2 separate regions of the Homo sapiens genome follow, and region 1 is linked to region 2. Evidence: chromatin contacts called from ENCODE Hi-C or POLR2A ChIA-PET data. All regions are on one chromosome and are shown on one strand. The core of a region is the stretch at or near the end of the contact, and the rest is flanking DNA. Distances in the headings are between cores, read along the strand shown. Region 1 has its middle 240 kb from the start of LINC03007. Region 2 has its middle 160 kb from the start of NPVF.

What was found. Hi-C counts contacts between places; a loop is a spot of excess contacts on that map. ChIA-PET counts read pairs that join two places held with the same protein, here RNA polymerase II (POLR2A). Pooled maps may share reads with other maps.
Region 1: a map of transverse colon shows a loop between it and region 2 (2.7-fold over the local background). The contact joins two enhancer-like sites. A Hi-C loop is called at or near these places in 8 of 168 maps with a recorded cell type or tissue (body of pancreas, gastrocnemius medialis, heart right ventricle and 4 more) and 1 of 50 pooled maps. POLR2A ChIA-PET finds 5 or more read pairs at or near these places in 1 of 52 experiments (Panc1).

What each region holds. Positions count from the first base shown.
Region 1 is chr7:25,542,045-25,548,206 of GRCh38, forward strand. No RefSeq gene overlaps it. Among named protein-coding and RNA genes, the nearest start is that of LINC03007, 240 kb to the right of the region's middle. Within about 2 kb of position 3,392, at least 2 of the 41 ENCODE cell types and tissues checked have a DNase peak (open chromatin) inside an H3K27ac peak, as active enhancers do.
Region 2 is chr7:25,390,267-25,396,542 of GRCh38, forward strand. No RefSeq gene overlaps it. Among named protein-coding and RNA genes, the nearest start is that of NPVF, 160 kb to the left of the region's middle. Within about 2 kb of position 2,690, at least 3 of the 41 ENCODE cell types and tissues checked have a DNase peak (open chromatin) inside an H3K27ac peak, as active enhancers do.

The DNA.
Region 1 (6,162 bases), core at 2,142-4,641, 150 kb after region 2:
CCCCCCACCACACTACGAGCACAAGCCACTATTGACCCTTATGTGGAATATTTACATATCCTCCGAACTGGTCTCTGTGCTTTTTTCCAAGAATGTGTTCTTTACTCAGTCTGATCTGCCTCCCTCCTACCTCTATGACTTCATCCCCTGTTTCCCCACCTCATTCATTCAGTTCTATCCATAAACTGTTCCTCACACATGCTAAGCATCCTCTCACCCCAGGGCCTTGGCATTGGATGCCCCCTCTGCCCAGAACACTCTTTCCCCAGATAGGCTCCACAGTTTATTCCCTTGTTCTTTCATGTCTCTAATGAATGCCTCAAGAGACCAGAGATCTTTCCAGACCACTCTACATAAAATGGCCAATCTCCACGCAGTATTCCAGAGCTCCCTTGCTCATTTTAATTTCTTCTTCTCCATAGCATGTACCATCGCTCTACATACAATTATTTGCTTATTTATATTTGATATCCCCCAGTAGAATTTTTACCACCCAACATACATTTATTCGTTTACTTATTGTCAAAATCTCTTCCATCAGAATTTATACTCCTCGAAGTACTGTTTTGTTTATTGCTGTATCCCCAGTGCCTAGTATACTAGATGATGCTCAAATAATATCAGTAGAATAAATAGATAAATGGGTGATAAATAACTAAATCCAATCAATACATATGAAAGAAAGAGAAGATGGAGGCGAATAAAGTAAGAAAGAGAAAAAGAAAGAAACGCAACTCCTAAATACATCTCCCGAAGGTAATAATAGTGTGGGTGAATATTTTGTACTTTTCTCAATTTTCCTAAATATATAAAATAAAGATATGTTACTTCCATAATTAAAAAAAACCTGATATTTATCTTAAAATACTTTGTGTCAAATTTTAAGATTTTGTTAAGATTTGAGAATAGAAAATGAAAGTATATTTTTTGGTTTTTGGTTTTTGTTTTTTTAAGTCAGTGCTTCACAGTTTTAGGAGGACAAGTCAAATGGCGGGGAGGGTTCTTGAGGTGAAGGTTCAAATTGTCTCATCGGCACCATCACCCACTGAGTTACCCAAGCCAGACACACGGGCTCCTTGCCCCTCCTCTGTGTCTCCCCTTCTATCCCCTCCTCGCCAGCGCTGTCTAGTCCCACTGGCATCATCACTACAATCAGACATCCAGCCGTCATTTTTACTCCCTGCTCACTTCCACATCTAAAAGTCAATCAGATATTCCCAATTTTTCTCCCCACAGTATCCGCCTCTTCTGGCCCACCCACACCATCATTGCCTCAGGGCAGGCTTTTCTCATTTTTCTTCTAGATTCCTCCATTCTAATTCCACTCTCTAGTACTACTCCCTCCACTTCAGATGGCCTCCCAGTGTTGAGGGAGTGGTTTTTCTAAAACACAAACCGAATCATCTCATTCTGCATACATCTAGTATTCCTCAGCTGAGCACACAGCCACGCCCCACTTAACCCACCAAGAGCCGACCCTGTCTGTCCTTCCATCTTCCTCCTGCAAAGACCCACTGCCCAACCCAACTCCAGCACGCGTGGGTCCCCAAACTCCTTGGTCATCTCCCGACTCCATGCCCACCTGTCTTCTTGGAAAGTCAGTCCCTCCCCTTCTTGGTCTATTATCAGGCACCTACCCTTTAAAAGCCAGCTCTGTGGCCACCTCCTCTAGTTGGTTCTCCCTAGCTCCCATTGCTTTAGATGCTGCTCCTCTGGGTTCCCAAAGGAACATGGACTGTGTTTTAGCCATTGATTTACTCCTCGGAATCTTACATTGACTGTTAGCTCCCTAAGGGAAGGGCCCCTGTCTTAATGCTGCATTTTCATCATCACACTTAACTCAGGGTTTAACGTCTAGTAGAAATTTAATAAATCCTTGCAAGAGGAAAGAGACAGAGGAAAGAGAAAACCCAGCTAGGTAATTAGATAGGTTAGGGCTATAAATATGTTGAGGGAAAAGTACACAAGGTCTTCAGATGTGCCCAGTAAATCTCTGTGAATGTTTGCAAACCTTACAGCAGAGATATTTGAAGTGAATAATTTATATTGGTTGAGGGTAGACAGACCTCATGGATTTGCATCCCAGCTGACCCACTTGAAAGCCAACTGGCCCTCAGCATGTTACTTAACCAATTTGAGCCTCAGTTTCCTCCTCATTTAAGTGAGAAGAATAATACTGTCTCCCTGCTGAAGCTGGTATGAGGTTAAATAGGATAATGCATGTAAAGGGCTCAGCACAGTGCCCGAAAGCAGTAAACGGTCAATAAATGTCACTAATGATCATGATGATGATAATCACTATGAAACAAGACACTGAAGTGTTTTTAACAGAACAGTTAGGGGAGGTTCAATAATCAAAGTATCCAATATATCAAACCGGAATCTCAATCAATGGTATTTCAAAGGCCAGCCGCTAAATTAGCATCATCATTTAAGGGCTTGGGGACACCAACCAGCTGCTGTTGATAGCATACAAGCCGGTGTCACAAGAAAAGGCAGGGGCTGTTCAGATTTCTCATGACTGAACAGCAGTTTTGAAGCTGTGTATTCAGAATCAATCCACAGAATGGCAATGTGTGTTGTGTGAAATAAAGTGTTCCCTGATCAAATAGAAGCATGAGATGTTATAAACCGGGTCCAACAGTGATATTTACTGCAGGACTTCTCTCAATGTCTCTGAGAAGGGGGAGGCAGGATTTGCCCAGCACTTTTTAACCACAATGTCCTGTGCTTTTTAGATCCTCTGGGACTTTTCAAAATGCCCCAATTCAAGGAAAGCTCTGAGGATGTAGTAATTATAATCCCAGGTCAGCTGGGAAGGAAGAAAAAGAAGGAAAGAAGAAAAACAGGAGGAACACACAATCTCCAAATACATATTTCTATTGTAATAGTATAGTGTGAGTAAATATTGTGTGCTTTATTCAATTTTCCTAAATGCATAAAATAAAAATATATTACTTCTATAATAAAAAAGATTACATTTACCTTAAAATGGTTTTGTCAAATTTAAGATTTAGCTAAGATTTGAGAAGCGGAAAGTATATATTTTTTTAAAACATTGACATCTCATAGTTTCAGGAAGGGGAGTATCATGTTCGTTGTGAACTAACAGACAGGCAGAGGTCCTGGTTAATTAGTGCATAATCCTAGACACCCCCAAACACGGAGGCACATTACAAAACACAAAACAAAGCAGGGAGGCCCTACCCAGGCCTTACTGCTCCTGGAAGGTCCTTGTATTGGCTGCAGGCACCTGCTTTGACCTGGAGGGGGAAGGGTGCAGCATAGTTGACGCCTCACTGGACAGATCTTCCAGAGCTATGTCGGTGCTGGGCTCCCAGCACACCTCAGCCTTCTCTTTCCTTCACCCTGCACAGCCCCAGCAGGACAAATGGAGCCAGGCACAGGGAGAGCTTTTGCGCAAGCCCCTGAGCTCTGGCCAGGCAGCAAAGGCCAACCAAGCCTCTGACCTCCCTCATCGCCTCCAGTTGCAGTCTCTTTCCTTTTGTATTCCTTTGGCTTCAAGGATCTTTGATGATTCTCTCTGTAAGTTTCTCTTCTTTATTCCAAATTGGTTTCCTGTCATTTTTACAAGAAGGAATTTATTGGTGCTTTAAAAAAAATGTAAAAATGTCTTTGTGCCTAAATCTTTCCATAACAGCCTTTTCTACAACGTTGGCTCTCTATCCTGTGTTTTTTCCTTTCTTTGCTGCATTCTGTGCCTCTGGGCCCAACTAACTAGAAGCAGATGTGATCAAGGCTGGAGTGGGGATGGGGTGGGGACAGCCCAGCCTTGGGCAGCTGAGGGCTGTGCCCCTTGCTAAGGTCCATCACTCACCTAGCCATGACCAAGACTCTTTCCCTTGGCAGCTCATTCTCCTGCCCTCTCTGAATAACACACACCACACACAGAGCCACCACTTACCCAAATAGCCTCATGCACCCTTTTCACAGTGTTCAGCTACTGAGGATGCAGATGGTTTCCAGAGGCTGGAGGGAAGTGCATACTCAAGATCCAAGTCTAAGTCTGCAGACATCACCCCTAAACCAGCCTCACAGGTGCATTCTCTGCAGGGCAAAGTGCCAGTCACATTTCGGAGCCAGGGCTGCCCTTCTTCATCCTAGGGAAGGTCATCTGCTCCTTGCCAGTGCTAAACAAGAGGCCTCCTTCTGGGTTTCGGCAGGTGATGGTTCCATCACTATGCCAGGGCAAGGAGGAGGGGTTGGGAGAGAAGTGTAGGGGAAAAGGGTTTGGGGGGTTGGGGGATAAGGTAATGCCAGCGGGCAATGCTTGGTCTCACCTTCTGCTACTTCAGGCAGACCCATCAATGTAAAAGAGGGAGCTATGGGGACGCAGAACTGGGACTCCCCAGTTCTGGAGTCAGAGCCACACAGCCGTCACACACTCATACTTAAACTGAGACCTCTGTAAAGAAATGCATAAGGTAGGCTCAACATTTGTTTCACAATCATAGGGGAAATAGGGGCGAGTGGAAAATGGCAGTGTGCTGCACTGTACATACCATGATCTGTGTCATGGAAAAGGCGTACCCACAAAATATTCATGAAAGGGAAACGAATGAATAAAGCAGAGTTTTCTCTGTTTAGTGAAATTAGAGGTGGTAGTTATGTTTCTTTTCACAAATTTCTGCTTCTGATTTTTCTACCATGAGTATTCTTACTTTATCAACAGAAAAAGTCAGTAAGCTATTTGTTCAAAAATGTGCTCAAGGCCGGGCACAGTGGCTCACGGCTGTAATCCCAGCACTTTGGGAGGCCGAGACGGGTGGATCACAAGGTCAAGAGATCAAGACCATCCTGCTAACACAGTAAAACCCCATCTCTACTAAAAATACAAAACATTAGCCGGGCGTGGTGGCGGGTGCCTGTAGTCCCAGCTACTCGGGAGGCTGAGGGAGGAGAATGGTGTGAACCTGGGAGGTGGAGCTTGCAGTGAGCCGAGATGGCGCCACTGTACTCCAGCCTGGGCAACAGAGCAAGACTCCATCTCAAAAAAAGAAAAAAAAATGTGCTCAACACCTCTTTCCAGAGTCACAATTATGGATAAGACAGGTATGTTTGTATGCATGCATAAACATACATATGTATACCACACATATAGATTTATGAATGAATGAAAATATATATGCTCATGTGTGTCTATAACTGTATATATTAACTTCAAAGACCCATCAATACAGAGAATTGACCTACTGGTAAATGCACAGAAATATATCACACCCAGCAGGTCAACAACAAATAAGACAAAGAGATACCCATTTTCTGTGACATGGTTTGTCTTCATTTTCTGAGTTTAAGTAACTGTTACAAAATAATCTGTTTGCTCTTTGTGAAGATGGCCATCTTGACAGAATAAAATGGGACAGGTCCTGCCTGGAGCAGAAGCTGTGTGCCACCTTGGTGACAGTGATCTTAATTGATATTTGTGCCCAGGGGCGGCTCCTCTCTCCTCCTCCTCCTCCCAGCTAAGAAACTGCACTTCACACAATAGAACAGTGTAGGGTAGGATGCTTTGTCTTGGGGCAGTGTGGGCCAAGTGCCGGGCACTGAATTCTGGGGCCACGTGATTTCCTGTGTGCCCTGCTGACATGACTGCCCCACCAGCCTGTCCTGCTGTCCCTTCTAACAGGTGCCCCTCCGAGGACCCTCCTAGGAGGAAGAGCTTTTGGACTGCCTCCAAGGTCTCAGGCACTCACCCTCCACATCTGAAAGTTATCAGAACTGGCATCTCACGAATCCTCCCTGCACTCTTCCTGCTCTGCGCAGGGCAGGGCAGAGCCTATAAGAAATAAAGTACTTTGTTACGTATAATTTAATCCTCAAAGGTATAGAAGGTTGGGCCCCAGATGAAGAAAAGTTAGATGGAAGCAGTAGCTGAGTCAGATGGCTGAATATCTGCTCTGGAATTTCTACATCCATTTGGAGTTCTCATAATTTGATCCCCCCATTAGCACTACCTGTGGGGGAATGGCACTCTTTTTTAAACTGCATGTTGGACAATTCCTGTAAGTATTTCCTCTAGAGAACTTTGCTTTTTTCTGGTTAATCCTTGTAGGATGATGTAGGTCGGTGTATGTGCATGCATGGTTAAGAAAAAAGAATCATTCCTTCGAATAACCAATTGACAGAATAGAGGATTAC
Region 2 (6,276 bases), core at 1,440-3,939:
TAATTTGGTGAATGGTTGTTCTCTACTAATTTAGGTCAGGGATTTAGCTTTCATTTCCCTGATTAATTTAAGTCGACTGTTTGGCTGGTCATCTTGGTTATAAAGTTGTGCATATTGACATGTATCTTCCTTGTGGAGATTAATAACAAGTATCTATCTAGTCACTGCTCTGGGTACAACTATGTTTAGCATCTTGTACCTGCCCTTCAGGAGTTTGCAGCCAAGGAATAATCACCCTAACTAACACTTGTCAGATGTGAATGGGTGCTAGGGAAGAAAGAAGGAGAAAAGGTAGAACTTAAGCCTCCAAGAAAGGTGAGGCTTAAATAAACAAAGAGAAGTGGAATGTGCAAAGGAGAGGATATGAGGAAAAATATACAGAGACAGGAGGCAAGTATCGTGCTTAGGGTGCTGGAAATACACCCAGTTAGTATGGATAGAAGGTTTAGGTGAAGGCATGAGCTTAGAGGGGAGATGAGGCCAGACTGTAGGGGGTGGAGAGCCAGGTGAGGAGGTTGCTTCACTAAGGGGTTGGGAAACCTCCTCTTCTCGTGAATTTAAAGAGAAGTGTGGAAGCTTTCTTTCCAGGACAGGAGCCAGACCTGAAAGCCTCCTGAGTCCTTGCCAACCCTATGAATATTAATTCAGATGTTTGAAAAAGAGATTAAATACATATCAGTTTTAATAATCTCTCCCATTATTGATCACTGCTATGTGCCAGGCACCGTGCGAAGCACCTTACAGGCACTATTTCATTTTACCCTCCAGTTACCCTGTAAAGTAGATACTATTATTATCCTCATTTTATAGATGAGAGATTTTAATGTCATTGGACACAAACACCCATGCACTAAGCACATATGTGTCTAAGTTGCAAGTTTAAAGTGTTAGAATTCAGCTTCCCTTCACGTTACATCCTTCTGTATAGATGGTGATTCATTCATTCTTCAGATACCTGGTAAAACATCATCTCCAATGTAGACCAATGTGGAATGAATCTTTCCTTTCCCTGATGAGACAATACTACAGGGAATGGGTTAAGTGTTACATTGAATATCCTTAGGACAGTTAGGTAAATGGAACAAGTTTTTTATTTGCTTTTCTTTCCCCCAAAATAAATGTGTGGTTGAGAAAGAGTTCACCTTTGTAAGAAAAAGAAACTTATGTCTACCATTCTGAAATTTTCCAGATGGTGGCACTACTTCATCAGTGATTCCACACCGTTTTCTAGTATTTTTCTATGAGTTTCGAAGAAAGTTCAAGAAATCTTAAGAGGCATATATTTTCTAACCTACGATTTTTATCAGGATCCATGGTTTTTCAATACTAGATTTCATTAAACAACACAAATCAGAACAAATCAAGAAGTTACAAAAATTAAACTCCTGTTTTTCAACAATATTTAGCTCATTGTTCACAACTGCTGTGAACAAATTATTACAAATTAAAAAGCTATCACAGCCGGGGGTGAATTTTCTTTTATATTGAATAGAATTCCATGTAGAATGAGATTATAATGCTGGAACATAAGAAACAATACCAACATCCTATAAATGAAAGCGGGAAGGATGCTAACCCTCTAAGCCTAAGCTTAAAATAAGTTCTGATTTCTAACAATTAGATGAAAACTTTTCTTGTCACTTCTTGACAAAGTGAAAGCTTTCTCTTTAGGTATACAGCCACAAACTTCAAGAGATTTTTCTCTTTGATATTAGTCTTATCTTTTCCCGAGAAAACACTTTGAAGTGGTTATTTGAGTATTTGTTGTATGAGTGAAAGGACCTGATTTTGGTCCCTGCACGTATTTCCTGGCTAAATGGTTAACATTTTATGTTTTTGTATCCCTCCCTCTGAGGACCATCTCTCTTTTGTTTTATTAGCAATGCTAAAGCCTGCATCCCGTGACCCTGGAGAAGGGGAATTACATTATTTATTCTCTTGGAAGTAGCATTAAAATATTATTTCCCTCCCCAAACGATGTTTTCTAAACATTCTCTCTGATTACACAAAATTTTCAGTCTGTCCAGCTAAACCATATATTTTATGAGACATTTTCAAACAAGTGTGCTCAGGAACTCAAGTGTTCAGGGAGAAAATACAGCCCTCTGTGTAGCATCTAGAAGTGAAGTTGCCTCCTAATAAGTATACAGAGTGTGTAACTACAGGCTTGGGAGGTCTGTTCGTATTCATGGGAGTTAACAGCATAAATTCCAAGGGAATTCAGAGAACAGACAGTTAAAATAACACCAGTAAAGTCGCACTCACCGCAGCATACTCAACACAGCCTGTTTAATGTGGTGTGATTTTTATTAGGTAATGTGATGTACGTTAAGCCAGAAAACAAAAACAACTAAATAGGCAAAACTTGGACTAACCCCTTTCAAAATGTTTAATGAGAAACAAAGCTGAGAAAAGCAATCTTCTGAATCGAGTAACAAAGAGATTTTGGGTAGGGTTTTCCCAGCCAGGCCCTAGTGGTCAGATAACGGCTATCCGTATTCCTGTTCCCAGAACTCCTCACCAGTGGCTCTGGCTGACTCTCTCCTCCTGTTCATTGTGATGGCAGCTCATGCTAGCGGGCCACTTGCTGCCTTTGCCAGAATTCCCCAGTGTCGCCCTGGGACAGAAGCAGTGTGCATTTCTTGGTGAAGGTTATCTTTATTTACCCATGTTGTGGGTTGGTGGGAGAAAACCCAATGCATTAACATGTCACGGGGCCATCAGCCCCTGTGTCTCGCTACTCTTGGGTTCTGCAGTGGATCTTGTTCAAATCAGAAGCCCTCCAACCTCAAATCAGGCAAATTTTAAGTTCCACAGCTGCCAGGCTTTCAGTGGAAATGAGGGTGGCCTTGGGGCGCTATTTTGAAATCGCTGCCTAGAGCAGGAACAGAGAAATGCCTGCCCTACTTGTTTTATCAATTAAGCTGAGAAATCCAAAGTCAGTCCAGGAGGACTGTGTGCATACTCTCCCTCTCTCTCACCTTCTCTGACTCCCCTTCATTAAATGTGACTGGGTAGCCTCAAATATTCCCTTTATTTTTCCAGTGAGTATGTGAAACTTTTCCACTGCTAATATTCTACATCAAAACCATTTATTTCAATGTCCTTTCTGGAATAATCTCTTAGAGGCCTACCTCTCAGGGAGAGCAGAAACTTAGAACATTGAGACTTGAGCAAAAAATACACATGACTAACTTTATTTATTTAATGAGATCTCATTTATTAATGAAAAAGCTTCTAATAGATATATATTTGTAGATACTTGGTTAGAAGTAAAATAGCACCTTATATTCTAGATTGTATTCCTTTTAGAAAAGTACTTTCTAGTGGACAGAAAAATATTTACTTTTCTAATATCCAGTTGATGGATGTTAGCAGTAAGTAGGAAAAAGTAATCATTAATAACCCCACTGTGAATGGTTAAGTGTGGTAGATGCTTTTATCTTAACTGTATTGAATGGAATTTACAGTTAGGTTAATATTTTGCTCTTTTAACAGGAATTATAATAACCTAGTATAATTGTTTAATATGACTTATCTAAAAATGCAACAATGAAATAACTACTTGTTATTGAAGGTATCTCTGGTCCCAAAGCATAAAGTTAGCGAAATCTCAATCCCTCTCTCTGTTGCCCTCCCTTCAAGTTTACATCAGATGTCTTAACTGCTGCTACGTTTTTCTCTCCCAGCTTTCACTAAATAACCAAGGGTGGTCATCAAACAATAAATTCTCTTTGATATTCTTTCCAATTTCCTTCAAGATGCAGTGCAGCTTGCCCCTGAGAAATTTGAAACGTTTTTGTTTGTTGTGGCTTAAATTACCTCCTGACTTTTCTTTCCTTGGGTCGTTGTTGTTGATAATAGTAAGAAAAAAATGAGACTCCCCTAAGAATATGCCACTTTAAAATATATTTTCACCACCTTAATTCCCTTTTGAAATAATGTTTCTGTTAGCGATTAAATAAGGAGTTTAAGAGTTGGTGTCATGGTGTCTATAAATAAACTTGAGAACATGCATTTATAAAGAGTCATATTTTTATAATCTCATCTCCACTAAACAAAACAGTATTTTCTGGCACCTGTACACTCAATGTTTCATGTAGTTCTTATTATGGAATTTCCTTTCTCATTTGAGATTGAAGATAATTACTGAATACGATAGAAACTTTATAGCCATTAAAAATAGAACAGAAAAATGTTACCAGACGGCAAGTTGTTCACAATAAATATGAAACAGAACTCTAGTCCAAGCTTACATTCTCTTGATTCTAAAAGGACATAGGTTCCTTTCCTCTGATTCTTTAAAACATTTTTTTAGGAGCTTAGGAAAATATCATCAAATCATTGCCTAAATGTTAATGTAGTAGAAAATCTGTCTATATGTAATTCCTGTTTATATATAAAATGGCTGAATATTAAAATTTTCTTATGGCTTAACAATTAATGTAATTGTCATTTTGTAATCAGCTTTGGCAGTGCTATATTTAACTTTGGGCTGATTTAAGTAGAGGGAATGGCACTTGGAAATATAATGGCAAAAACAATGTAACACCTCAAAAATTTCCCTTCATCAAGAACTTACTGACTTTTTCTTTATTGGGTGAGAAGGATGAAGTTGGAAATGAAATCAGCTCATGAGGTAGCTATGGGTGCTTTTTCCACCTAAGTCTGCTGTGGCTTTCAGAAATCCTGATCCCTTTTCCTTAGTTACCCCAAATGCTCATATCTTAAAAAAAAAAAAAGAATGATAGCACATGGTAAATCTGCAGAGATACTTTTAAATTTAAATCTGAACTAGAGCAGCTTTGATCTTCTCCAAATTCATCCTTTTGTAGTTCAGAAACAAGCTCTTACTTTTAAGATTATTTTTATTTTATTTTATGAGATTATAGTATTTAATTTCAGAATTGCCAGATGAAAATAGGGCTCAACTTCTGGCCAAGTTTCTGAATGTAAATTGTATTCCTTTTCCCCAGAGTCAATGAGTCTATGGAGTTTCAAATTCATTGAAAATATGGGCAAAGCTCTTTTTTGCCAAACACAGCATTGCTTTTTTTAGCTAGCAGCTTTTGAGCATTTAGTTTATGCCAAAAGTTTACTGAGCAATTTACATGCATTATGTCATGTAATTCTCAAAAACTTTGAGTTAGAAACTAACAATATTCCCATTTTACAGACAAGGAAACTGAGACTCTGGCTAAGTAATGTGTTCAGTGGTACACAGCTAACAAGAAGCCAGAATTTGAACTCAGGTTTTGGGTAACATTTGCGCCAAATGCTATTCTAAATGATTTACATGCATTTATCTCATTTATTCAATCACAACAATTCCTCATGGTATTATTTTATTCCCATTTATCAGATAAGGAAACAGAAACATAGAAAGAGGCTACATTTCCACTCTGCACTAAGGCATTATTTTTCAATGTGTATTCTGCAATAAAATAAATTTACACTTAAATATATTTAAGAATGCTGCTTATCCCAATCTTTTACTTTAGCTCATTTTTGAATAGTCACCAGTTTGCTAGTTGTTCTGAAAAGTCCTGTTATAACAATTCTGTTTAGCCCAGTGTTTCTCAAATTTCCGTATCGCAGAAACCCTTTCATGTATAACTGCTCTTGCTATTCTGCAGAAAACACTTTGAGAAATATTCACAGGCTAGAAAATTTCAAGATGGTGGGTAACTGGCAAGGACATATTAGGTAGCTGGTATACCATATTAGGTTGGTATTTAGCACAACGTGTTGACGGCCAATTCTAATTGGTCAAATTTATATGACCTGCTGAAGGCAGATATGAAGAGCAATGCCCTTTCCAAAGAGGGAGTCTTTGCCGTTGGATGTGGCTGGTGGCCTAAAACAGGGTCCAAGAGACAGGGACTGAACTCCCTGCTGTTGGGCAAGGGGCATACCCAACAAGCAGGGAGGCAGGGGGCGTGCTGCCTCTGTGCTCAGCAGGCATGCTCAGGGAGGAAGCAAGTCTCCTTCCGACTTTATGCTGCCTGTGGCCACAGCCTCTTCCAGAATCATGACCCTTGTCATGTAATAGGGTGATGTAGGAACACCAGAGCCATTCAGGACAACTCTGTGGCCTCCACATTCAGGTCTCTCATTCCTAAATATGGTTGTCAAGAGACAGCAGCTCAGCTTGGAAATAGTTTGTGAAAGTCAGAACCAATCAGAGTGTGTTCTTGAGGATGCTGGGCTTGATGATGCCTGCTGATAAAGCTCGCAGATCACCTGCTGACGGTGGTGGTGCTGCCCACGAGGTGG